2 separate regions of the Homo sapiens genome follow, and region 1 is linked to region 2. Evidence: read pairs that join two places in POLR2A ChIA-PET (ENCODE). Cell type or tissue: OCI-LY7. All regions are shown on one strand. Links, peaks and the distances in the headings refer to the core of each region. The heading gives the core; the rest is flanking DNA. Region 1 holds the start of PHYHD1 (phytanoyl-CoA dioxygenase domain containing 1). Region 2 overlaps KYAT1-SPOUT1 (KYAT1-SPOUT1 readthrough).

What was found. Peaks named below come from ENCODE experiments on the same cell type or tissue, not always from the same donor. Only the 100,000 strongest peaks of a DNase experiment are listed, where the experiment ranks them.
Region 1: POLR2A ChIA-PET joins it to region 2 with 18 read pairs; 10 of 35 experiments call an interaction of 5 or more read pairs at or near these places.

What each region holds. Positions count from the first base shown.
Region 1 is chr9:128,910,290-128,921,212 of GRCh38, forward strand. LRRC8A (leucine rich repeat containing 8 VRAC subunit A) reads left to right here. Exons shown (of 4, transcript NM_019594.4): 4 at 5,807-7,750. The coding sequence ends at 6,082. It overlaps PHYHD1 (phytanoyl-CoA dioxygenase domain containing 1), which reads left to right and starts at 10,693. Exons shown (of 13, transcript NM_001100876.2): 1 at 10,693-10,923. LOC101929291 (a long non-coding RNA gene) reads right to left here and starts at 5,856. Exons shown (of 4, transcript XR_007061808.1): 1 at 5,776-5,856; 2 at 4,704-4,752. RefSeq lists an enhancer at 1-236. In OCI-LY7, for the core only: no CTCF peak of the experiment used is centred there; a DNase peak (open chromatin) is centred at 10,412; H3K4me3 peaks cover 781 bases; H3K27ac peaks cover 2,594 bases.
Region 2 is chr9:128,833,467-128,849,212 of GRCh38, forward strand. KYAT1-SPOUT1 (KYAT1-SPOUT1 readthrough) reads right to left here. Exons shown (of 25, transcript NR_182311.1): 2 at 11,887-11,945; 3 at 9,188-9,335; 4 at 4,752-4,901; 5 at 4,585-4,671; 6 at 4,219-4,347; 7 at 3,336-3,456; 8 at 2,531-2,607; 9 at 2,313-2,402; 10 at 2,015-2,201; 11 at 1,857-1,936; 12 at 274-360; 13 at 1-177. KYAT1 (kynurenine aminotransferase 1) reads right to left here. Exons shown (of 13, transcript NM_004059.5): 2 at 11,887-11,945; 3 at 9,188-9,335; 4 at 4,752-4,901; 5 at 4,585-4,671; 6 at 4,219-4,347; 7 at 3,336-3,456; 8 at 2,531-2,607; 9 at 2,313-2,402; 10 at 2,015-2,201; 11 at 1,857-1,936; 12 at 274-360; 13 at 1-177. The coding sequence starts at 11,939. The coding sequence ends at 118. Among named protein-coding and RNA genes, the nearest start is that of SPOUT1, 12 kb to the left of the region's middle. RefSeq lists an enhancer at 4,866-5,366 and a silencer at 11,675-11,901. In OCI-LY7, for the core only: CTCF peaks have their summits at 11,793 (motif pointing left) and 11,998; no DNase peak of the experiment used is centred there.

The DNA.
Region 1 (10,923 bases), core at 2,924-10,923, 75 kb after region 2:
AGGGAGAGCCCAGCCAGCCACCCTTCTGCCCCCGACACAGCAGCAGCTGTCGTGCCGGGCCCCTGTGAACTTCACTAGGGATGCCACCAGGTTCAGGAGGCTGAAGAAGAGACTCGGAGTTGACCAGGCCCAGTGGGTCAAACCTGTAATCCGAGCACTTAGGGAAGCCAAGGTGGGGCGGTCACTTGAGCTCAGGAGTTCGAGACCAGCCTGGGCAACATAGGGAAACCCCATCTCTACCAAAAATACAGAAATGATCCAGGCATGGTGGCATGTGCCTGTAGTCCCAGCTATTTGGGAGGCTGAGGCAGGATCGCTTCAGCCTAGGAGTTCAAGACTGCAGTGAGCTATGGTTGTACCACTGTACTTCAGCCTGGGCAATAGAGTGAGACCCAGTCTCAAAGTAAAATGAAGAGCCCTGGAGCCGGCCATTGAAACATGGGGTTTATTTGGGGGAACTTACTTACAGGGTGGTCCAGCAGCAGTGAGCCAAATAGGAAAACCACTCCTGCTTATAAAAAGCGTGCAGCTCATAGAGCATTTTCACTAAGCACCCTCCCCTCTGCAGCCTCCGTGTGGCAACCCGCGTTTCTTAGTTCGGTTGTTGCTGTTGGGTGCATCTGCCATGCAGCAGCCCCACGGTGCAGTCCCTGTTGGTTTCGTGGGCACCTGCTCTGTGTTCGCCCTGTGCCAGGCATGATGCACCTGTCCTCCTTCCACCAACCTGCTGAGTCCTCCCAACAGGGTCTGTCTATAGCATCCTCAGGCACGGAGGGAGGTGGCCCCTGGAATGCCCGGTCTGTCTATAGTATCCTCAGGCACGGAGGGAGGTGGCCCCTGGAATGCCCTGTCTGTCCTCCTGGGCCCCAGGACAGGACACACCTTCTCCAGCATCACTCAGACTAGATGCTTCAGGCCCTCCAGATGCCTGCTGGCTTGGAAGCCTTCCTCCCCTCTTCCCCAGGGCTCCCTTACTGCAGAGCAACCTGCAACCCACATGTATCAGGGATTTTGACAAGTCCTTATCTCCGGCCACCCCATATTATGACTTGAGCACAGTGGGAGAGTGGACCAGGGCAGGGTTTTCTCTTGTAGTTTCGGGACAGGCCCACTGAATAGGAAAACTGGAGTCCCCTGGGGAGAAGCCACATTTGGGAAGCACAGAACAAACCCAGCCCTTCTTTAATCTGTGGAGGGGGAGACCCTGTGGCTTCCCCATAGCACAGTGCTGCCCTTGATAAGCTGGGACTTCCTCACAGCTCCTGCCATTCCTGCCCTGTCCCGGGTGCTGTGCTGGGGCTGTCCTCCTGGTTGGGGGAGGGTTCAAGCCTCCAGCCTGGCTCCCCATCCTGTCCCCCACCCCCAGCTCCTCCCGCCAAGCTTGCCTGTTAGTGTCATGCCTGCTGGCTGAGGTCACCCCTCAGGAAAGGAGCTGGCGGCAAGCACGCTGTCCCAGAGGAAGGAGACCCTCTGGACACCCTGTTTAGCACATGGCTTAATCACATCCTGTCCCCACCCCCTGGAACACCAGAGCCTTAATAGGGAAAACAGTTCACTTGGGCCAACCCCAGGCAGGCCCCTCATTCTGAGTGGGAGGCCTGAGCCCCTCTTCCTCCTCACTCGGGCTTGATGGCTCCTTCTCAGCCACCTTGGCCAGTGGTGACCAGGAGGGGTGGGCGTGGCCTGCCCACGCCCTTGCGTGCTGTTTCTCCAGATTTATACTCTTGCTAATGAAAGCCTTGACAAGACAGTATTCATTCGTTCACTCGTTTACTGATGTGTGCAAATTGTTATGTTTTGTTTGTTTGTTTTTTTGGTAGAGACAGGGTCTCACTGTGTTTTCTAGGCTGGTCTTTAAACTCCTGGCCTCAAAGCCTCCCACCTTGGCCGCCCAAAGTGCTGGTATTACAGGCATGAGCCACTTCGCCTGGCCTTTGTGCAGATGTTTTTTGAGCACTTCTAGAATCCAGCTATGGAGCAAGGCGCCGGGGACATGGGGATGAAGAAGGCCAAGTAACGAGGCAGTTAGCACAGTGCGTAGGCGCTCTGCTGGAGCACCAGGTCCCTGGGAACACAGAGGAACAGGCCCCTGAAGAACGAGGAGGAGGAAGCCAGGTGGAGGGGAAAGGGACAGTCCAGGAGGTTCTGGTGGGGAGGAGCAGTGAGATGGGCTGCCCAGGAATGTGGGCATCCTGGAGAGCAGAGGTGGGGCTATGGGGGGGGGTGTGGATGGCAGGGGGGTCCTGTCCTACACCTCAGTTTCAATTGTCTCTTCATTTGTTTAACAGCCGATCCCTTGCCAGCCCATAGGCTCTGATGACTAAGACCTAGCTCTTTTGTTCAAGCAAGTGTTTACCGAATTCCTAGTGATTGAGTGGGTGAAGGAATGAGCTGACTTGCAGCGTGAGGTTCCTCTTGCGGTAGTGTGTGGGGTGGGGTGAGTGAGAGGTGGGAGGTGGAAGAGAGCTGTTAAGAGACCACGATTAGCCATCAGGTGAGGCCACGGGGCCTGGCGTGGCCAAGGCAGGTAGGGATGGAGAGACATGGACGGATCTGGGAGACGCTGGAGGGGGAATTCAAAGGGACGGGAGTTGATGGTGGGGGTGGTCTGAGTGACTTGAGCTTTTTTTTGTGGATTGTTGAGACTGGAGGAAGCACAGGTTTTCAGAGGCCAAGGTGTGTCTCATGTCAGGTGTCTGGGGCTCTGGGATGTCCAAGGGACCATCTTGAATCCACCTGAAGCCCAAGGAGTCACCCTTTCCAGGCTCATGGGTGAAGATGGGTCCTTGACTTGCTCACTGTGGAGAGCAGAGAGGGAGAAGGACAGGAGTCTGCAGAAGAGGAGGGCGAGGCCAGAGCGTGGGGCACATGGGGCCTGGGGAGTTGGCTGGATTAGGAACTGGTGACTTTGGCCAGAGAGTTAAGGGTGGACAGGGTCATGGAGGCAGAGTGAGGAGAGAGACAGCGGCTTTCCTGCAGTTGGTCAGGAAGGCCAGAGAGCCAAGGACAACGCTGGGGCCCTGGAAGCCTCCTGAGAGAGTTGTCCTTTTCAAAGATCAGGTCGAGTTGAGGCCTTTCAGTGCCGATGGGGACCCACTGAAGTCTCTGGGGAGGTAGGAGAGGGTGCAATTGGGGGATTGGGAACCAACTTCAAGCCTCCAGGGCACGGGCCGGCGACAATCCGACAATCCAGCAGAGAAGGATCGGTCCAGAGGATGGGTGTGGCTGTGGTGGGAGCCGAGCAACTGAGAGTACCTCCCCTTTTCTCTCTGGGGCCTGGAGAGGGCTCCCTGGCTCAGAGCAGGGCATGTTCTGGGGAGGAGGCCTTTCAGGGAGGGGGCTCCAGAGCCAGGCTCCATATGGACCCGAGCTCTGCCACTCGCTGTCCAGAGCTTTCCCACTGTCCCTGACCACTGCATGTGTCAGCAGAGGAGATCACGGGGTGGGAGTGGGGTCTTTCTGGGAAGGCTCTGGCCCCTGGGTGCTCCAGAGCCCACTTCCTGTCTACCCTCTGACCTTCAGCCCCTGCTGACCTCAAAGCCAACCCCAAATGCATTCCTGATCCTTGGTCACAGTGGTGGCAGTGTAGGATACACAGGTTAGGAGCCTTTTTGAAAGCACCCCCTGTGCCTGGGCTGGGCATGGTGGCTCACGCCTGTAATCCCAACACTTTGGGAGGCCGAGGCGGGCAGATCACCTGAGGTCAGGAGTTCAAGACCAGCCTGGCCGACATAATGAAACCCCGTCTCTGCAAACAATACAAAAATTAGCCGGGCATGGTGGTATGCGGCTGTAATCCCAGCTACTCGGGAGGCTAAGGCAGGAGAATCACTTGAACCTGGGAGGTGGAGATTACAGTGAGCCAAGATTGCGCCACTGCACTCTCTGGGTGACAGAGTGAGACTCCGTCCCCCGCCCCCGCCCCCCAAAAAAAAAGAAAAAGCACTCTGCCGGGCCTTGGCCATGCTTATCTCCCTGCTGGGAAAGCCACGTTGCTCCCCAGGAACTCCTGGGCCCTTCTCTAAACGCGGCTGGAGAGAGCAGGTGCCCGTGAGGTTGAGGTCCGAGTCTGCAAAACGGTCCTCAGCCACAGAGTGTCCAAGCTCAGTTTCTAGTCCAACCTGTGCCTTTTACAAATGGGGAAACTGAGGCCCAGAGAGGGAGGGACTTCCAGAGTTACCCTGTAACTGAGTGCCATATTTGGCAGAAGGGAAATACAGCATGGGCTCTGAGTGGGAGGAAATAAGACGTACATCCTCTCCTGACCCTTTCGGAGAGGCTGCAACCTCAGACGAGTGGCGTGTCATCTCTCTGGGCCTCAGTCTCCTTGGCAGGAAAATGGGGGCGGTGATAGAGCAAGCTCAGAAGGGCTGCTGTGCCATCTCCCCATCATCCTCACTTGGGATCAAGGCCCAGGGCTCCTGGCTCCTGCCCTCCTGCCCATCCCATCTGAAGGAGGCAGCCTCGGGACGGGCAGGCTCAACTCATGGCCTTACTTACACGCAGTAAGAACTCATGGCCCCAGCTGATTCCTCGCAGCAGGGCAGGGAAGAAGCTGGCATACGTGAGGCTCTTCCTGTGTGCCAGGAGACAGCACGAACCCACTGCAGCCCCCTGTTTGCTCCTTGCTCCGCTAACAGTGTGGACGGTTCACCAGAGCATGGGCTGTTGAACCGGGTTCAAATCCTGGCTCCATCACTTACCAGCTGAACCTCTGGACAAGTCAGCGTCTTTGGGCCTCAGTTACCCCATCTGTAAAATTGGAAGAGTATTGACAGAATATTTATAGGTAGTTTGCTGGTTAAATAAATTAATAGTATCAGTGCTCACAGTGAGCCTGCCACACATTAAGCTGCATACGGGTGTCGTCTGTTAACAGTAATTGCTCCATATCCTCAGGGAATGTGGTCCAAGGTCCCCCGTGGATGCCTGGCACTGCAGGTAGTGCAGAACCCTATATGTTCTGTTCGTTGCTATTCACAGGTACCTATGATAAAGTTTAATTTATAAATTAAGCATAGTACACTTAGGCTTTGAGGCTATTATTATTTTTTTGAGATGGAGTCTCACTCTGTCACCCAGGCTGGAGTGCAGTGGCGCGATGTCGGCTCTGCAAGCTCCGCCTCCCGGGTTCACGCCATTCTCCTGCCTCAGCCTCCCGAGTAGCTGGGACTACAGGCGCCCGGCACCATGCCCGGCTAATTTTTTTGTATTTTTAGTAGAGACGGGGTTTCACCGTGTTAGCCAGGATAGTCTCGATCTCCTGACCTCGTGATCCGCCCGCCTCAGCCTCCCAAAGTGCTGGGATTACAGGCGTGAGCCACCGCACCCGGCCTAGGGGGTGGATTTTCTCAGCATGCTGTTTTGCTTTCATAAATTGTTGTTAAGCTGGGCAGAACCAACAGCCTGGCTCCTGGTGAGCCCTGGGATGGAGGTGGGAGCAGCTGGCCAATGCGATATACTTCCCAGGGCCAGGTGCTGGAAGATAGTGGGGATCGAGGCAGGCAGGTCTCATCCTTAGAGCCCACATCAAGGGGGTAACAGATGGAAGGATGAGCACTGCGAGTGGGGACATGGGGGCCATGAGACCCAGGAGATCAGGGAAGGCTTCCTGGAGGAAGTGAGCAAGAGCTGAGACCTGGTGCACAGGCAGATGTTGGCCAGAGTTTGGCCCAGATTGTGCTGATGCTGGGGGCCTGGGGATCAGAAAAGATGCTGAGATCTTGGGGAGAGAGGGAAGGGAAGCCCAGAGGCCCCGTCCAAGCCCACACCCACCTCACTCTCACCCCTGCTTTTTTCCCTCCAGATCGAGACGCTCCCTCCGGAGCTCTTCCAGTGCCGGAAGCTGCGGGCCCTGCACCTGGGCAACAACGTGCTGCAGTCACTGCCCTCCAGGGTGGGCGAGCTGACCAACCTGACGCAGATCGAGCTGCGGGGCAACCGGCTGGAGTGCCTGCCTGTGGAGCTGGGCGAGTGCCCACTGCTCAAGCGCAGCGGCTTGGTGGTGGAGGAGGACCTGTTCAACACACTGCCACCCGAGGTGAAGGAGCGGCTGTGGAGGGCTGACAAGGAGCAGGCCTGAGCGAGGCCGGCCCAGCACAGCAAGCAGCAGGACCGCTGCCCAGTCCTCAGGCCCGGAGGGGCAGGCCTAGCTTCTCCCAGAACTCCCGGACAGCCAGGACAGCCTCGTGGCTGGGCAGGAGCCTGGGGCCGCTTGTGAGTCAGGCCAGAGCGAGAGGACAGTATCTGTGGGGCTGGCCCCTTTTCTCCCTCTGAGACTCACGTCCCCCAGGGCAAGTGCTTGTGGAGGAGAGCAAGTCTCAAGAGCGCAGTATTTGGATAATCAGGGTCTCCTCCCTGGAGGCCAGCTCTGCCCCAGGGGCTGAGCTGCCACCAGAGGTCCTGGGACCCTCACTTTAGTTCTTGGTATTTATTTTTCTCCATCTCCCACCTCCTTCATCCAGATAACTTATACATTCCCAAGAAAGTTCAGCCCAGATGGAAGGTGTTCAGGGAAAGGTGGGCTGCCTTTTCCCCTTGTCCTTATTTAGCGATGCCGCCGGGCATTTAACACCCACCTGGACTTCAGCAGAGTGGTCCGGGGCGAACCAGCCATGGGACGGTCACCCAGCAGTGCCGGGCTGGGCTCTGCGGTGCGGTCCACGGGAGAGCAGGCCTCCAGCTGGAAAGGCCAGGCCTGGAGCTTGCCTCTTCAGTATTTGTGGCAGTTTTAGTTTTTTGTTTTTTTTTTTTTAATCAAAAAACAATTTTTTTAAAAAAAAAGCTTTGAAAATGGATGGTTTGGGTATTAAAAAGAAAAAAAAAACTTAAAAAAAAAAAGACACTAACGGCCAGTGAGTTGGAGTCTCAGGGCAGGGTGGCAGTTTCCCTTGAGCAAAGCAGCCAGACGTTGAACTGTGTTTCCTTTCCCTGGGCGCAGGGTGCAGGGTGTCTTCCGGATCTGGTGTGACCTTGGTCCAGGAGTTCTATTTGTTCCTGGGGAGGGAGGTTTTTTTGTTTGTTTTTTGGGTTTTTTTGGTGTCTTGTTTTCTTTCTCCTCCATGTGTCTTGGCAGGCACTCATTTCTGTGGCTGTCGGCCAGAGGGAATGTTCTGGAGCTGCCAAGGAGGGAGGAGACTCGGGTTGGCTAATCCCCGGATGAACGGTGCTCCATTCGCACCTCCCCTCCTCGTGCCTGCCCTGCCTCTCCACGCACAGTGTTAAGGAGCCAAGAGGAGCCACTTCGCCCAGACTTTGTTTCCCCACCGCCTGCGGCATGGGTGTGTCCAGTGCCACCGCTGGCCTCCGCTGCTTCCATCAGCCCTGTCACCACCTGGTCCTTCATGAAGAGCAGACACTTAGAGGCTGGTCGGGAATGGGGAGGTCGCCCCTGGGAGGGCAGGCGTTGGTTCCAAGCCGGTTCCCGTCCCTGGCGCCTGGAGTGCACACAGCCCAGTCGGCACCTGGTGGCTGGAAGCCACCCTGCTTTAGATCACTCGGGTCCCCACCTTAGAAGGGTCCCCGCCTTAGATCAATCACGTGGACACTAAGGCACGTTTTAGAGTCTCTTGTCTTAATGATTATGTCCATCCGTCTGTCCGTCCATTTGTGTTTTCTGCGTCGTGTCATTGGATATAATCCTCAGAAATAATGCACACTAGCCTCTGACAACCATGAAGCAAAAATCCGTTACATGTGGGTCTGAACTTGTAGACTCGGTCACAGTATCAAATAAAATCTATAACAGAAAGTGGCCTTTGGAGGTCTTTGTGTCATGGGAGGACGCTTCCCTCACTTCTCTGAAGCCTGCCGGGCCGTGTGGAACGTTGCTTGGGCACCTACAGGAGAGTTAACTCTGCTCATCTCCTGCCCCATGAGACTCTGTGCCTTTGGAGGCAGTTACTGGAGCTTGTAAGCTGGACGCAGCACCTGCTAGGTAACAGGCTGTGACCTGGGCTGGGGATCCCATAGCCAGCACAATCTCTGTCATCCTACTCACCTGTGGTTGGGCACTCATGAGGGGGTTTTTTTGTTGTTGTTGTTTTTTTGACAGGGTCTCATTCTGTCACCTAGAGTGCACTGCTGGAATATAGTGGCGTGATCACGGCTCACTGCAGCCTTGACCTCTCCAGGCTCAGGTGATCTCACCTCGGCCTCCCAAGTAGCTAGGACCACAGGGGCATGCTGGCTAATTTTTTTTTTTTTTTTTTTTTTTTGAGACAGAGTCTTACTCTGTCACCCAGGCTGGAATGCAGTGGCTCGATCTCGGCTCACTGCAACCTCCGCCTCCCAGGTTCAAGTGATTCTCTTGCCTCAGCCTCACGAGTAGCTGGGACTACAGGTGCCTGCCACCATGCCCAGCTAATTTTTGTATTTTTAGTAGAGACAGGGTTTCACCATGTTGGCCAGGCTGGTCTTGATCTCCTGACCTTCTGATCCACCTACCTCAGCCTCCCAAAATGCTGGGATTACAGACATGAGCTACTGCGCCCAGCCGTGCTGGCTAATTTTTGTATTTTTTGTAGGGACGGGGTTTTGCCATGTTGCCCAGGTTGGTCTCGAATCCCTGAGCTCAAGAGATCCACCCACCTCAGCCTCCTAAAGTGCTGGGATTATAGGCGTGAGCCACCGTGCTTGGCCCCTCATGAGTTTTGATGGGTGGGGATGGGAGAGGAGGGCACTGGAATGGGAACCAGTAGTCCTGGGCCTTTGTCCCAGCTTCATGGGACAGGATGTGCATGAAGCTAGGCAGATCCCTTCTCCAGTGGCCTCTGTATCCCCATGTGGACAATGGGAATTTCCACTCTGTGCTCTCAAAGGTCCCTTGCAATTCCAACAGTGAGTCCCAAGTGGTCTACAGAGGTGGGGCTGAGAGTCATCGTGGGGAAGCCTGCCTCAGCTCCCAGCCCCTTTGGGGGCCTTTGGGAGGTAGTGTGGTAAAGGGCAGAGGCTGAGACAGCTGCTTCCAGATGCCAGTTCTGCCGTGTTTGATGTGGGGCTTCAGTGTTCTCATTTGTAAAATCAGGAAGGTAATGGCACACTTGCAGGACTGTTCAAGGAACAATGGCGATTATGTAGGTAGATGGGGTTTTTGGTGGAGGACCTGGCTGCTAGTACCCAATAAATGGCCTTGTATCTTCCACCCAGACCAAGGATCCTTGTGGTGGGCCAACGTGGGCGCCCTGCGGCAGGAGACTGGGTGAGGAAGAAAGGCCATCATATCTGACTTTGACCTTAGTGATGAGGCCTGGGTGGCTGCTTGGGCACCTCCTCTACAACTGGACAGAGTCTATCCCTCCTCCCTCCACGGGGACTCTGACCCCTCCAGGTGAACTCAGGCCTGAGCCAAGATTCCCTCCCTCTTCTCCCCCTGCCATGGGCTGACAGGCTGAGCAGCTGGACTGTGACTGCCGGGCTGGGGCCTTCTTTTCTGTTTCCGTGGTGGAGGTCCCTCCCCCAGTTTGGTACCCTTCCCACCACCCCCCGACCCCACTCCCGCCCCCACCCTGGCCTTGAGGCTGTCCAGCGCCTGGAGCAGGAGAGTTCGATCTGGAGCTGGTTTACATTTGGAAAAAACCACCATGTAGAAACACCGCCCACCCACTTCCCAAAGTTGAGCAGAATGAACAGTTAGTGGGAGGCTGGGCCTCTCCCCTCCCCCTCCCCCACCCACCCAGGGCTCTCCACTCTGCCTAAAACCACTGTGGTGGTCTTCTCTCTGATTGTAACAGCAATTTTGGAAGCTCAAAAAAATTGTTTAAATTATATTCCACCCAGCTGGGCGCGGTGGCTCACGCCTGTAATCCCAGCACTTTGGGAGGCCGAGGCAGGCAGATCACAAGGTCAGGAGATTGAGACCATCCTGGCTAACGCGGTGAAACCCCATCTCTACTAAAAAATATAAAAAATTAGCCAGGCGTGGTGGCAGGCGCCTGTAGGCCCAGCTACTGGGGAGGCTGAGGCAGGAGAATGGCGTGAACCCGGGAGGCGGAGCTTGCAGTGAGCTGAGATTGCGCCACTGCACTCCAGCCTGGGTGACAGAGCGAGACTCCATCTCAAAAAAAATAAATAAAATAAAAAATAAATAAATAAATAATATTCCACTCAGAACAGCCCCTGCTAACATTTGGTGAACAACTTGTTCACCAGTTGGTAGGCACTTACTCAGCGCCAGGCCTGGTGCCAAGCTCTTTATCAGCTGCGAAGCATTCATCTTATTTACTGCTCACAGGGGATCCTACTGCTAGCCCCAAATTACAGACTGGGAAAGTAAGGCCTGAACATCTGGGACGCAAACACAGTCTGCTTCACTGAGTCTCTACTACAAGCCTTCTGTGGGGGCTCCCAGGGGAATGGCTGGCCCAGTCCGAGGGGACCTCAGTGTTCTTGGCACATGGTAGGCATCTGTCTTTGTTGGGCAGTTGCATCAGAAGGGTTAAGGACAGCTGGGAACACATCCTGCCTCTAGTGAACCTCGTGGTTCTGTCATCTGCCTGCCCCTCACCCAGCCTAACCCCTCTGAACCAGGAGCCTGAGCTGCACTTACTGCTCCCCCCTGCCCCCCGGACGGCCTGGACCAAGCAGCAGCTCCCAGAGCGGTGGCCCAGCAAACACGACTTGACTCGAGGCCAAGGCTCTTGAGGGCTGAGCAGTGTCCCCATGCACACTCCTGAAACACTTTGTCCCTTCGCCATTCAGAAGGCATCATTTTGGGGAAGGCAGCAGCCGGTTTTTCAGAGCCAGCGAGTGGCCCTGCCAGCTGCTGAGCAGGGCAAGCTGAGAAGGGTGGTGGTGTGCAAGTGTTATTCTCTCTTTTTGTTTTTGTTTTTGTTTTTTGAGATGGAGTCTTACTCTGTCGTCCAGGCTGGAGTGAGTGCCGTGGCATGATCTCGGCTCACTGCAACCTCCGCCTCCTGGGTTCAA
Region 2 (15,746 bases), core at 4,391-12,390:
GTTTCCCAATAGCATCTTCCCCAACCTAGAAATGTCTGAAACCTGGACAAAGACAGACACTCAAAGAGGATCTCTGCGGGCATGTGGGGATGTCAGGGCCAAGGCGTGACTTCAGGGCTAGAGTTCCACCTTCCACTTCCGCAGCTTCTCGTCCATGGCCTGGAGCGTGGCTTCATCCTGCGCCAGCACAGATTAGTCCTACACTCTCCCCATGTGCCCAGCCGGCCTTGGGAAGCTCTGTGAGGTCTTTCCTCCCCCAGCCCTGCCCTTTACCTTCACAAAACAGAAGCGGATATAGTGGTCAAAGTGCTTCTGATGTGGCACACTATAGAAGATGGAGACAGGGATGGCCACCAAGCCCTGGGGAGGAGGAAGGACATGTCTCAACACGGCCTCGTGGCCCAGCAGGCCTTGGCTCCGGAGGGGACAGAGAGGTTCCCACGACCAGGCGGGGAAGGAGAGTTAGCTCCAATCCAGCACCTAGAGCTGCATCAAAGTCAGAGGAACAAGGCCAGGTGCGGTGGCTCACGCCTATAATCCCAGCACTTTGGGAGGCTGAGACGGGTGGATCACCTGAGGTCAGGAGTTCAAGACCAGCCTGGCCAACATGGCTAAACCCCGTCTCTACCAAAAATACAAAAATTGGCCGGGTGTGGTGGCGCATGCCTGTAATCCCAGCTACTTGGGAGGCTGAGGCAGGAGAATTGCTTGAACCCGGGGGTGGAGGTTGCAGTGAGCCAGATTGCGCCACTTCACCGCAGCCTGGGCGAAAGAGAGAAAATCCATCCAAAACAAAAACAAACACAAAGTCAGAAGAAAAGAATCCCAGAACATCATTCCAAGTCCCTCCCTGGGTATAGAGGGCAGAGGGAGGCTGACAGAGGGAGGATCATGGAGCAGGTCAGGGCAGAGCCAGAGAAGAACAAAGCCTTAGAGTCACAGATCAAACCTGGATGAACTCAAGAGTTAATGGGCCAACTCCTCACTGTACAGATGGGAAGATGGAGATCCAAAGAGGCAGGAAATCCTGCCAGCCCACACAGCATCTCTGTGCAAGTTAGAAACAGGTTCCTCAGGCCAGGCACGGTGGCTCACGCCTGTAATCCCAGCACTTTGGGAGGCCAAGGGGAGTGGATCATCTGAGGTCAGGAGTTGGAGACTAGCCTGACCAACATGGTGAAACCCCGTCTCTACTAAAAATACAAAAATTAGCCAGGCGTGGTTGTACATGCCTGTAATCCCAGTTACCCAACTACTCAGGAGGCTAAGGGAGGAGAATCGCTTGAACCCTGGAGGTGGAGGTTGCAGTGTGCTGAGATTGCGCCACTGCACTCCCACCTAGGCGACAGAGTGAGACTCTGTCTCAAAAAAAAAAAAAAAAAAAAAAAGGCCAGGAGCAGTGGCTCACGCCTGTAATCCCAGCACTTTGGGAGGCCGAGGCAGGTGGATTACAAGGTCAGGAGATCAAGACCAACCTGGCTAACATGGTGAAACCCCGTCTCTACCAAAAATACAAAAAAAATTAGCCGGGCAAAAAAAAGTAGCCTGTGGTCCCAGCTACTCGGGAGGCTGAGGCAGGAGAATGGCGTGAACCTGGGGGGCAGAGCTTGCAGTGAGCCAAGATCGCGCCACTGCACTCCAGCCTGGGCAAGAGTGAGACTCCATCTCAACCAAAAAAAAAAAAGAAAGAAAAAAAGAAACAGCCTCCTCATTCTCTGAAGTGGATACAACCCTGCCCCAAGGTTGACGGCAGAGGCTGGACTAAGATCTAGCCCAGGAGCCTCTTGCCTGGGCACCCTTGAGCAGCACACAACCTGTGAAACCATACATGGCTGCCTGGCAGAGGCCCAGCCCACCTTGTTCTTGATCATCCACTTGACGAAGCGTCTGTCATAGGGCTCATCCACAGCTCCAGGCAAGTCAGGCATCTTCCTCTCTGGGAGACAGAGGCCACACTGAGCCCCCTGCAGCCTCCAGCCCCTGCGCCCTGCCCAGACCGGCAAGTCTCACTCACTGAAGTCTGAGATGTCTGTGATGAGGAAGTAGCTGCCCTGAGGGATGATGGGCTTCAGGCCCACTGACTGTAGGCTACGTATCATGTGGTCACGGCAGCGCTGCATGGCCTGCGGGAACTGCACAAAGTAGCTGCTGGGTTGGCGGAAGAGCAGCTGCTCCCGTTCAAAGCTCTCGGCTACTGCAGCCTGGGCAGGGCAGATGGACACACAGATAGATCAGCTGTTCCCTGACGCGGGGGCCAGCCTGGGCTCTTTTGTTGTCCCCCCACTCCCCCGTGACGTCCTGCCCCTCTTCACCTGGCTCTGCGTGGGGCAGTGGAAGACGGAGTTCTGGTGCACGGTCCGCAGGTGCTTCATGATGTGATCTGGACCCAGGACCCAGCCCACCTGCAGCAGGGGCGCAGGTAGGGGGAGAGGTCCTTCCAGACCTGGCTAAAGCCTTCTTCATTCTCAGGCCCACCTCACTTGCCAAGGATCTTGCAGGGGGTGGTGACCTCCCACCCTCAGCAACTCACCTTCCAGCCAGTGGCGCTGAAGGTCTTGCCGGCGCTGCCGATGGTCAGGGTCCGTTCCCACATGCCAGGGAGGCTGGCTGCCCAAGGCCGAACAGAACAGCTGCTGAGACTGGGGTGAGGGGGACGGGGGAGGATGGTGGTCTGGGCCCCAGGGGACACGCATAGGCTTTTGACACCCTGGATTCCTCTACATACTAAGTTATTTGCACAATTTTTTTTCTTTCTTTCTTCCTTTCCTTTCCTTCCTTCCTTCTTTCTCTCTCTCTCTCTCTCCCTCCCTCCCTCCACCCCCCATTTCTTTCTTTGTTTTTTTTTTTTTTGAGATGGAGTCTCGCTCTGTTGCCCAGGCAGGAATGCAATGGCGCCATCTTGCCTCACTGCAACCTCCGCCTCCCAGGTTCCAGTGATCCTCCTACCTCAGCTTCCTGAGTAGCTGGGACTACAGGCACGTGCCACCATGCCCAGCTAATTTTTGTACTTTTAGTACAGACAGGGTTTCACCATGTTGGCCAGGCTGGTCTCAAACTCCTGACCTCAAGTGATCTGCCAGCCTCAGCCTCCCAAAGTGCTGGGATTACAGGTGTGACCCACCATGCTCGGCATAGGATTTCTTTGACCTCATCCTTTCGACAACCAGGGAGGCAGGTGCTACTGTGACACTGTGTACTCTGGGAGGCAAAGGTCACAGGATCTGCAGGGCTCCATAACCCTGGGTTCTAACTACCAGGCCTGCGCTGACTCTCAGGTGGGGTCAAGGCCCTCCCACCAATGTGCAGGGGAGGGGCCCCAGGCTGGCTTGGCTCACCAATGCTGATGTGCTGGTGCCCGTCGTAGACCATCCACTGGTAGACTTCATCAGTGATACACACCACGTCATGCTGCTGGCAAAGGCTGGCCACCAGCTCCAGCTCTTCCCTGGAGAACACCTGCAGATGCCCAAGGAGAGCACAGACCTGCAGCTGGGACCGTCCCCAAACACAGAGGCCTACTCAGAGAGGTTAAAGAACACAGCTGCGGCCAGGTGCGGTGGCTCACGCCTGTAATCCTAGCACTTTGGGAGGCCGAGGCGGGCGGAACACTGGAGGTCAGGAGTTTAAGACCAGCCTGGCCAACATGGAGAAACCCCGTCTCTACTAAAAACACAAAAATTAGCTGGGCATGGTGGCGGGTGCCTGTAATCCCAGCTACTCGGGAGGCTGAGGCAGGAGAATTGCTTGAACCCAGGAGGCAGAGGTTGCAATGAGCCAAGATCACACCACTGCACTCCAGCCTGGGAGACAGAGCGAGACTCCGTCTCAAAAAAATAAATAAATGGCGAATACAGCCAAGCCCAGTGCTAAGGGCTGTTCTGCACCATCACATTGGATCCCTGCAACACTGACCATGAGGTCAGTTCCCTCAGGTTCCCACATTACAGATGAGATACTTCGAGAGGCATAGTCACTATTCCAGGGTCACTGGGAAGTGATGGTGGCTCCCAGCCCAGTTCACTGTCCCAGCCCTCAGGCCTTCCCTGGGGATTCTTGCCCCTGTCCTGGGACCTCTGGAGTCTTGGTCCTCAGTGCTCATTGTGTGTGGCCCTCCCACACACAAACGAAGAAACGGAGGCCCCACAGCAGCAACTCAGTAACAGTGCAGGAGACATGACCAGGTCCGCAGGGGGCCAGGGAAGGAGGTCCCTCCAGTACCTTGCCCAGGGGGTTGTTGGGGGTGTTGAGGACCAGGGCTTTGGTGCGTGATGTGAATTTGCCGGCCAGCTCCATGGGGTCCAGCTGCCAGTTGCTGCTGGAACCCAGTTCTCCATTCTGGATGGGACCCTGCAAGAGCAGGTGGCATGGGGTGGTACCACTTAACCACCTGACATGCAGGTCTTCCCCAGCATCTATCCCCACCTTCTCTCCCCTGGGATCCCAACACACACACCTCCCCTCTGCCCTCCCAGCTTAGAGGAACTGGCTTCCTTCACTTCTTTCCTCCTTTTCCAACTCCCAGGGTCCAACTCAGCCCACGCCTTGGATCCCTCTGCCCATCCATCCTCTACCTAGCATCCTTACCGGCTTCAGGGACACAAACACAGGACGACCCCCTGCCATCATTGTCATGGGCTCGTAGCAGTCAAAAAAGGGTTCGATGATGATGACCTGATATAAGGGTCAAATCAGCTGGAGTCAGCATGGCCCTGACCTCTCAGTCCCACTCAGCCCAAGTCTTGCCCACTCACCTCGTCTCCTTCGTCCACCAGGGCCTGGAAGGCTGTGAACAGGGCCCCATAGCCACCAACAGTCACCAGCACATTCCTGAGCGGGTCTATCTCCTGACCCAGCAGCTCCCCAAAGAAACTTGCCAGGATCTTCGTCAGTGGTGGGTAACCCTGCCAGGACAGCAGGGGTTAACTGTCCAGCTCAGCCTGGGCCCATCCTCCGGCCCAGCTGTATCCAGGCAATTCTAGCACCTTCCAGCAGCAGGCCTGGGGGCAAAGTCAGGTACTGGTAGCCTGGGCCCCAGGGGACGTGGAATAGATCAGCTTTCAACACTCTGGATTCCTCTACACACCAAGCTATTTGTGGGATTTCTTTGATCTCATCCTCTCAACAACCCAGAGGCAGGTGCTATTGTGATCCTGTGTACTCTGGGAGGTAAAGGTCACACAATCTATATGGTCCCAGACTCCAGGGTGCCAACCACCAGGCCTGCACTGACTCAGATATCCAGTGCTAAGCTCTTCCATCTCCTCCACCAGCATTTGCCACAGGGCCTGTTCTGTGCCAGGCCCGAAGCCCAGGGCGGGGATTTAGCAGAGAACCAGAGGAAGTGCTTGCCTCCATGAACCTCAGTCCAAGAGCCCACAAGGCAGTAGAAACTCCCCACTTTCCACATCTGTAAGTTTAAGAAGCATGTTTGTGCCCACTTGATCCTCCCAGCAGCTTTGCGGGAGAGGCTTTTATTTATTTATTTATTTATTTATTTATTTATTTATTTATTTTGAGACAGGGTCTCACTCATGTCACCCAGGCTGGAGTGCAGTGGCACAATCGCGGCTCCCTGCAACCTCCGCCTCCTGGGTTCAAGTGATTCTCCTGCCTCAGCCTCCCAAGTAGCTGGGACTACAGGCACGCACCACCATGCCTGGTTAATTTTTGTATTTTTAGTGGAGACGGGGTTTCACCATGTTGGCCAGACTGGTTTCGAACTTCTGACCTTGGGTAATCTGCCTGCTTTGGCCTCCCAAAGTGCTGGGATTACAGATGTGAGCCACCGTGCCTGGCCTGATGCCCACTATTTGACAGGTAGAAAAATAGAGACCCAGAGAGAAGAAATTACTTGTCTAAAGTCACACACAGTTGACAGTCAGGAACCTCATGTTGCAGCTTTGTAAGCACCCCTTTTTGAGAGGAAGATTAGATCCAGAAACTTGTTTGCTGAGGACACTTATAAAATACTCAAGGTGAAACCCCGTCTCTACTAAAAATACAAAAAATTAGCTGGCATGGTGGCGGGCACCTGTAGTCCCAGCTCTACTCGGGAGGCTGAGGCAGAAGAATGGCGTGAACCCGGGAGGCGGAGCTTGCAGTGAGCCGAGATCGCGCCACTGCACTCCAGCCTGGGCGACAGAGCGAGACTCCGTCTCAAAAAAAACAAAAACAAACAAAACAAAACAAAAATACTCAAGGCTAAGCCAAGTGATTGAAACTTTATCTAGAACTCAACTCAGTAACTCACTAAACCAGATTTGGCCACACAAATATAAAAATTTTCTGTACAACAAGAGGCACAGGCCAGGCACCGTGGCTCACGCCTGTAATCCTAGCATTTGGGAGTATGAGGCGGGAGGGTTGCTTGAGGCCAGGAGTTTGAGAACAGCCTGGGCAACACAGAGGGACTCTGTCTCTACTGATGGAAAATCAAAAAAATTATCCAGGTGTAGTATCACGTGCCTGTAGTCCCAGGTACTCGGGAGGCTGAGGCAGGAGGATTGCTTGAGCCCAGGAGATCAAGGCTGAAGTGAGTTATGATCACACCAGTCTGGGTAATAAAACTGAGACTCTGTCTTAGACAATAAATTAATTAATTAAATAAAAATAAAAGGCACCATGAGCAAGGTCAAAACAGGAAGAGAAAAATATTGCAACATACAAGAAAGAGGTAAAATATTTAATGAGGCTGGGCACAGTGGCTCATGCCTGTAACCCAGCACTTTGGGAGGCTAAGGTGGGAGGATTGCTTGAGCCCAGGAGTTTGAGACCAGCCTGGGTAACATAAGGAGACCCTGTCTCTATTTTGTTGTTGTTGTTGTTGTTGTCACCCAGGCTGGAGTGCAATGGCACCACCTCGGCCCACTGCAACCTCCGCCTCCCGGGTTCAAGCGATTCTTGTGCCTCAGCCTCCCAAGTAGTTGGGATTACAGGCACCCACCACCACGCCCAGCTAATTTTTATTAGAGATGGGATCTCACCATGTTGGGCAGGCTGGTCTTGAACTCCTGACCTCAGGTGATCTGCCAGCCTTAGCCTCCCAGAATGCTGGGATTATAGGCGTGAGCCACCATACCCAGCTTTTGTCTCTAGTTAAAAGAAAAAAAAAAGAAAGAAAGAAAGAAAAGAAAAAGATACATACCCAAATGATTTTTTTTTTTTTTGGATCAAAGAAGGAACTTTCCAACCAGCTCTGAGACCAGCCTATTGGCAGGGATGTAAATGAGTAAACCTTACTGGAGGGCAATTATTTACTTAGTTGTTTGTTTATTTTTCAGACAGGATCTCACTATGTTGCACTGGCCTCAAACTCCTGGGCTCAAACAATCTTCCTGCCTCAGACTCCCAAGTAGCTGGGATTATAGGCACACACTGTTTCTTAACAATATCCACCTATTGTATTTATAAATATTTATAGTCTTTCTTTTGCTAGTTTTACCTCCAGGAATTTATCTTAGAGAAATACATATGTATACAAAGATGTCCACACAGGGATATTTGCTGTGGCATTGCTTATGATATTGAGATAGCAGAAGCAGTCCATCAGTGCAGAACTGCTTAAATAAATTATGGCACATCCAGGCAACAGAACAGTATGCAGCCATTAAAAAGAACGAGTGCGGTCGGGTGCGGTGGCTCACGCCTGTAATCCCAGCACTCTGGGAGGCTGAGGTGGGTGGATCACGAGGTCAAGAGATCGAGACCAACCGGACTAACATGGTGAAACCCAGTATCCACTAAAAATACAAAAAATGGCCAGGTGCGGTGGCTCACGCCTGTAATCCCAGCACTTTGGGAGGCCGAGGCAGGCGAATCACGAGGTCGGGAGTTTGAGACCAGCCTGGCCAACATGGTGAAACCCCGTCTCTACTAAAAATACAAAAATTAGCTGGGCATGGTGGCGGGCGCCTGTAATCCCAACTACTCAAGAGGCTGAGGCAGGAGAATGGCTTGAACCCAGGAGGCGGAGGCGGAGGCGGAGGCGGAGGTTGCAGTGAGCCGAGATCGTGCCGCTGCACTCCAGACTCCAGCCGGGGCGACAGTGCGAGACTGTCTTAAAAAAAAAACAAAACAAAAATTAGCTGGGCGTGGGGGCGCACCCCTATAGTCCCAGCTACTCGGGAGGCTGAGGCAGGAGAATCTCTTGAACCTGGGAGGGGGAGGTTGCAGTGAGCCGAGATTGCGCCCCTGCACTCCAGCCTGGCGACAGAGGGAGACTCCATCTCAAAAAAAAAAAAAAAAAAAGAATGAGGGTTCAGTGGCTCACGCCTGTAATCCCAGCACTTTTGGAGGCCGAGGTGGCAGGATCACTTGAGCCCAGGAGTTTCAGACCAGTCTGAGCAACATGGTGAAACCCTGTCTCTAAATTAGCTGGGTGAGGTGGCATGCCCCTGTTGTCCCAGCAACTCTAGAGGCTGAGGTGGGAGGATCACATGAGCCCCAGGAAATGGCATATCATGTGAGCCCCATGAGGTACAGGCTGCAGTGAGCCGTGATCATGTCACTACACTCTAGCCTAGGTGACAGGAGTGAGACCCTGACTCAAAAATAAATAAATAAATATATAAATAAAATTAGCTGGGCATGGTGATGCACACCTGTAGTCCCAGTTACTCCAGAGGCTGAGGTGGGAGGACCACTTGAGACTGGCAGGGTCAAGGCTGCAGTGGACCATGATCGCACCATTGCACTCCAGCCTGGATAACAGAGTGAGACCTTGTCTCAAAAAAGAAAAAGAAAAAAAGAACCACTGTTCTAATCCAAGCAGTGTCACATATTTACTATGTGGTCCTTTCCGGAAAACGTTTGGATTTATTGTGTAATCCAACCAGTAGCTCATCTTTCAGGACTTGGTTTAAGTGTCACCTCCTCCAGGAAGTCTTCGTGCATCTCTCCAGCCCCCTCCCCAGGTTTCATTCCCTCTTTCTTACTCGCACGATATCCCATCCTCCTCCATCACATCATGTATCAACTGCCTGTCGTTACTGGCTTCTTGTCTGCCATCCCCACTAGACCACGAGGCGAAGGCTCTGGGACAGAGGATACGCTCAGTAAACACTGAACTATGGTCATACAGAATCCCCTGGCTCTGTCCCCTGAAGCCTGACAGCTGTGTGGGCTTGAAGTCCAGAAAGCCCTGTCCCCTTCCTCCCCCAGTGCCTCCACGAGAGATGGGGAGACTCACAAATGTCTTGGTGTACTGGTTAAGCATGAAGTCTCCACTGACAGCGTGCTGAAAGGCTTCCACGGCAAAGTCTGGTGGTGGGAAATCCGGGAAGCCCTGGCCCAAGTTCACGACGTCATGCTCACTGGCCAGTTTCACAAACTCCACCCTGGGTAACAAATGGAGAATCAGCACCAGCCCAGCCCTCCATGGTGACCTGGACTTCGGCCTGTTTAGAAAAACTGGACAACCGGCCAGGTGTGGTGGCTCACGCCTGTAATCCCAGCACTTTGGGAGGCCGAGGTGGGCGGATCACCTGAGGTCAGGAGTTTGAGACCAGCCTGGCCAACATGGTGAAACTCTGTCTTCACTAAAAATACAAAAGTTAGTCAGGCATGGTGGCAGGGGCCTGTAATCCCAGCTACTTGGAAGGCTGAGGCAGAAGAATCACTTGAACCCGGGAACCGGAGGTTGAAGTGAGCCGAGATCGCACCATTGCACTGCAGCCTGGATAACAAGAGTGAGATTCTGTCTTAAAAAAACAAAAACAAAAAACAAAAAACACACACATACACACACAAGAAAAACAAAAACTAGACAATCAGCAACTGTCCTGGCCTGAAGATCTGCCTAAGTGTCACAGCTGGTCCCCTACATTGAGATTAGGTCAGTCAGGCACATTGTTAATCGCAGGAATCAGCCCAGGGGCTTTCCAAGTTCTTCCACCATGACCCATAGGAAGAAATCATCTTTTTTTTTTTTTTTTGACAGAGTTTCGCTCTATCCCCTAGGCTGGAGTGCAGTGGTGCAATCTCAACTCACTGCAACCTCCGCCTCCCGAGGTCAAGCGATTCTCATGCCTCAGCCTCCTGAGTAGCTGGGATTACAGGCACCCGCCACCACGCCCAGCTAATTTTTGTATTTTTAGTACAGATGGGGTTTTGCTATGTTGGCCAGGCTGGTCTCGAACTCCTGACCTCAGGTGATCCACCGCCCCCCTTGGCCTCTCAAAGTGCTAGCAGTACAGGCGTGAGCCACCACTACCGGCCAAGAAATCACCTTTGCATCATCAACCCTGTGGAGCACAAACATGGAATGGAAGCTTCATCCTTCTTGGTGCAATCTACTGCAGTATTTTCTGTCCTGTCCTATCCTACTCTATTCTTTCCAAATACTAGTTGAGACCCCCTGTACAGATTGCATGACTCCTCCTTGGATTCGTCAACACCACAGTTAAACGCTCTGCTCATATAGCCTTCACAATGGCCTGTGAGGCACATCTTGTTCCTGGACCACTGTGGGGATAAGGAGTGGAGTGACTTGCCTAAAGCCTCCCAGCTAGTACAAGGCACAGCCAGCCAGCCTTTCTACTTCCATCTCAAGCAAAGTTTGATGCTCTTGACCCTACTCTGGGCAGAACAGGGCCCCACCAGCCCAGGCACACATCATCTCTGGACCCATAATCCTCTGTTCTGGCCCTGCCTGGGGGCCACCTCTCCAGGTGGGAGAAAGGCTGGGAAGCTGGATGAAGAGGCTGGTATGTGGTTTGGGGCTAGTTTGGAGCAGAGTGAAGACCTGGCTGAGTTGAATTTGCATACCAATAAATATGTCTAAAATGTGTCATTTTTGGCTGGGCCCGGTGGCTTATGCCTGTATTCCCCAGCACTTTGGAAGGCCGAGGAGGGCAGATCCCTTGAGGTCAGGAGTTTGAGACCAGCCTGGACAACATGCTGAAACCCCATTTTCTCTAAAGATATAAAAATTAGGGCCAGGCACAGTGGCTCATGCCTGTAATCCCAGTACTTTGGGAGGCTGAGGCGGGTGGATCACGAGGTCAGGAGTTCGAGACCAGCCTGGCAAACATGGTGAAATCTCATCTCTACTAAAAATACAAAAAAAAAAAAAAAATTAGCTGGGCGTGGTGGCGCACGCCTGTAATCCCAGCTACTTGGGAGGCTGAGGCAGGAGAATTGCTTGAACCTGTGAGGGGGAGGTTGCAGTGAGCCGAGATCATGCCACTGCACTCCAGCCTGGGTGACAGAGTAAGATTCTGTCTTGCGGGGGAAAAGAAAAAGAAAAAAAATTAGCTGGGCGTTGTGTTGCACGCCTGTAATCCCAGCTACTTGGAGGCTGAAGCAGGAGAATCATTTGAACCCAGGAGGCAGAGGTTGCAGTGAGCCGAGACCGCACCATTGCACTCCAGCCTGGGCGACAAGGGCAAAACTCCGTCTCAAAAATAAAATGAAAATAAAACAAGTCAAAAAAGAAAACAATATCAACCTCTGCAAATGTCTGGTGAAGAGCTGACTGTATCTTACTTGCTTATTTTACTTATCTTAGTTTATCTGACTCTATACCAAGTGAGAAAGAGTCATCCCTGGAAAGGCCTTAGCTTGGTGCCTGGGTAGAATGGCTTTGGACAGCATTTTACTTTTTCCTCCCCAACGCTCTCCAGGTGGGTATAACTCTTCATTTTGCAGCTGGGGAGATGAGGCTCAGAGCAGGTATGTCACCTGTCCTAGTGGCACAGTCATGCAGAAGAAAGCTGAGATTTGAACCAAGCCTACTCCCTCGGGCCCTGTCTCTCCTGAGCTATGGCTGGAATCTGGCAGTCTGTGTACCGCCACCATCTGGAGTACTACTGAGTTGCTGTAAACCCAGGGATGGCCAACCCATGCCCGAGGGGACACCCACACACCTCCCCAGCCCAGCTGGCTCACCAGGGGTTGTAGTCGATCCCGTCTAGCCTTCGGGCCTGCAGCTGTTTGGCCATGGCGAGCTGGAGACGAACAAGTGGAAGGTCAGAGATGGAATCTGTCTGGGTGCAGCAGTCCGAGCTTGCACACAGGAGGGACAGCTGCTTTCAGGCCACAGCGCCATCCTGTCTGCTCCCAGGAGGGGGAAGAGATAGAGTTTGCAGAAGGGCAGGTTTCTGCCTGCCTCCCAAGCCTGTTATGCTCCAACACCCTCACCTGGTTCCTCTTGACTCCAGCAGCCTCCACCTCCCCAACCTGCAGGGGCTGCCTGGCGCCTGCCCAGTGGAGACTTCCAGCCCTGGCTCCATGCGTCCTGAGACAGAGCCCTGACTTGGCCAGGTTAAAGTCTGACTCAGGAAGGGCTGAGGGTTAAAGAAGAGGAGCAGGAGGTGGGTGGAGCGGAGAGGGAGGATAATGGCAACAGTGACAGCAGCAGCCTCCACTTACAGAGGTCTTGCTAAGCACTTCCATTTCATTCCCTGAATGACCTGGTCAGGCCTATCTTATCAATGAGAAAACAGAAGGTGGAAAACAGAGGCTGGAGGGTGCAGGAGGGGGAGTGATGTGTTTAAGGCCACACAACACACACACTCAGACTTAGGCCTGTTGGACCCAAGGCCATGTCCTAACTCTGAGGGAGGCACTAATCCGCTCCTCGGAGGGTCCCGGGGTCCTGGCTCCTGGCTCGCCCCTCCCCTCCCGGTGTTCCTCCCAGGCCAGCTCCCTCCTCAGCCACTGGTGTGCAGAAACTGGCCAGGGGCTGGGCACAGTGGCTCACGCCTGTAATCCCAGCACTTTGGGAGGCTGAGGCGGGCAGATCACCTGAGGTCAGGAGTTCGAGACCAGCCTGGCCAACATGGTGAAACCCCCATCTCTACTAAAAATACAAAAATTAGCTGGGCGTGGTAGCACGCACCTGTTATCCCAGCTACTTGGGAGGCTGAGGCACAAGAATCACTTGAACCTGGGAGGCAGACATTGCAGTGAGGCAAGAGCACACCACTGCACTCCAGCCTGAGCATTAGAGTGAAACTCAGTCTGGGAAAAACAAACAAAGAAACTTATCTGGGCGTCATGACACATGCCTGTAATCCCAGCTACTCAGGAGGCTGAGGCCTGAGAATCACTTGAACCTGGGAGATGGAGATTGCAGTGGGCCAAGATCGTGCCAGCCACTGCACTCCTGCCCGACCCAACGAGCAAGACTCTACCAAAAAAAAAAAAAAAAAAAAAAAAAGAAAGAAAGAAATTGGCCAGACCTGAGAGCCACCAAACTCAGGTCCTAACCCACCTTGGCTGGGTGACCCTGGATAGGTAATTTGGCTCCTCCTGTCCTCAGAATCCCTTCAGCAGCAGGGACCTCACATGGGCTTTGTGGTCCCTGAGGAACCTTCCGTTCCTGTGGGTTTGCCAGTCCCAGATGGCTGGTGGGCCGTGGAGCTGGGGATCCAACATTCTTCTCAGCCACCTGCTGTGGTCAATAGTGAACCCTGGCTCAGGATTTTGCTCAGTTCCACCTCGCTCAGTTCCCACTGCACTCTCACTAGAGGTGCCACAATAGTCTCCATCTAACAGATGAGGACACTGAGGCTTGAAGAGGCTCAGGTACCTGCCCAGGGTCAGAAGAGAAGCTGGCAAGGACCTGGTCAGGGTGGCAGCCACAGTAATCTCAACACCAGGCCCCCCTGTCCTGGAGGGGCCTTGGGACCATTTGAGTAAGTGCCAGGTCTTCCATGGCCCAGGAACCCCACCGCGCCTGGCTCAGTTGACATTTATTGAGTCCCTACCAGGTACTGGGTTCTGGGATGGGCACAGGGGATCATGGGAAGCAGCACCCTACAGCGCCCAAGCTGACTATTCAGATGCAGAGCTACAAGTTCTAGACTAGAGAAGCAGGGGCAAGGGAGAAGCCCACATACAGGCTGCAGTTAAAGAGGGCTCCCTGAAAGAGAAGGCTCATGCACAGCTTTGAAGCCAGGAACGAGCCAGACCCCAGAAGCCCCAGGCCATGCAGGTGGCAGAGTATTGGGGTTAGGGCACTTACAGTCTGGTGCAAGAACCAAGTGAGTGGGGCTCCAGCCTTCCTTCCCTGAAGGGGCCCCACCAGGTGCACAGAGATGGCTGCTGCAGTCCTGAACATGCCTCCCAGAGCCTTGGGGCACTGCAGACTTTTCCAGAGGCAGGGGAGAAGGGAGGAAACAGCCCTGGCCAGAAAATGCCTCCGAGCTCAGGACTTGGGTCCCCCACACACAGCTCTAACAATAACAACAACAACAACAACAACAACAACAACAATATGGTCATTGCGTGCCAGGAATAGCACCAAGTGCTCTGTTGCATGATTATCCGACTCCGTCCTTATAAGAACCCTGTTACTCATATACAATACACCCCCCAGCAACCCAAGTGACCCTTTCAAAACACAAATCACCTCTAATTAAAAAATGATCCAGGAGAGGATCACTGATAGCCCTGAATATCACCAAGAGCATAAACCAAACATGTTCTGACTCTGGAAACACATACACCACCTGCAAATTATTCCTGCTGTAAAAGTGGCCCTAAATTAGATCACACTGTTGAATGACTAAAATACAGGGACAGAAGAACATGTTAAATAACACCATGGAGATGCAATCAACAAATTCAAGCAGGGCAATGTGTCTCACACCTGTAAACTCAGCACTTTGGGAGGCCAAAGCAGGAGGATCTCTTGAGCCCAGGAGTTTGAGACCAGCCTGGGCAACATACTGAAACACCGTCTCTACAAAAATACAAAAATTGACCAGGTGTGATGGTGCACACCTGTAGTCCCAGCTACTGGGGAAGCTAAAGTGGGAGAATCACTTGATCCTGGAGAGGTCAAGGCTACAGTGAGCCATGATCCCACCACTGCACTCCAGCCTGGGCGACAGAGGGAGATATGTCTCAAAAAAAAAAAAAAAAAAAAAAGTAAATGCCTGAAAAAGAAGAAAAAAATTGAAGAAATCACACTGCACAATTTGGAAGCTTAATGCAAACATACAGGAACCAAGAAAGTGTGATACTGCTTAAAGATAGATATATAAGTCAATTGAATAGAACTGACAGTCCAGAAATAAATGGTCACAATTGCTATTTGATAAGATGCTAAGAAACTCAAATGGGGGCCAGGCATGGTGGCTCACGCCTGTAATCCCAGCACTGTGGGAGGCTGAGGCGAGTGGATCACTTCAGGTCAGAAGTTTGTGACCAGCCTGGCCAACATGCTAAAACCTCGTCTCTACTAAAAATACAAAAATTAGCCAGGCATGGTGGTGTGCACCTGTAATCCCAGTTACTGGGAGGCTGAGGCAGAAGAATCACTTGAACTTAGGAGGTGGAGGATGCAGTGAGCCGAGATCACGCCACTCACTGCACTCCAGCCTGGGTGACAGAGTGAGACTCTGTCTCAAAAAAAAAAAAAAAAAAAAAATTGGGAGGCTGGGTGTGGCTCATGCCTGTAACACGAACACTTTGGGAGGCCAAGGCGGGAGGATCATTTGAGGTCAGGAGTTTGAGACCAGCGAAACCCCATCTCTAATAAAAATACAAAAAATTAGCTGGGTGTGGTGGCACATGACTGTAGTCCCAGCTACTTGTGAGGCTGAGGCAGGAGAACTGCTTGAACCTGGGAGGCAAAGGTTGCAGTGAGCCAAGATCGTGCCACTGTACTCCAGCCTAAGCGACAAAATGAGACTGTCTCAAAAAAAAAGGTGGGGAGGCCAGGCATGGTGGCTCATGCCTGTAATTCCAGCAATTTGGGAGGCTGAGGTGGACGGATCACCTGAGGTCAGGAGTTCGAT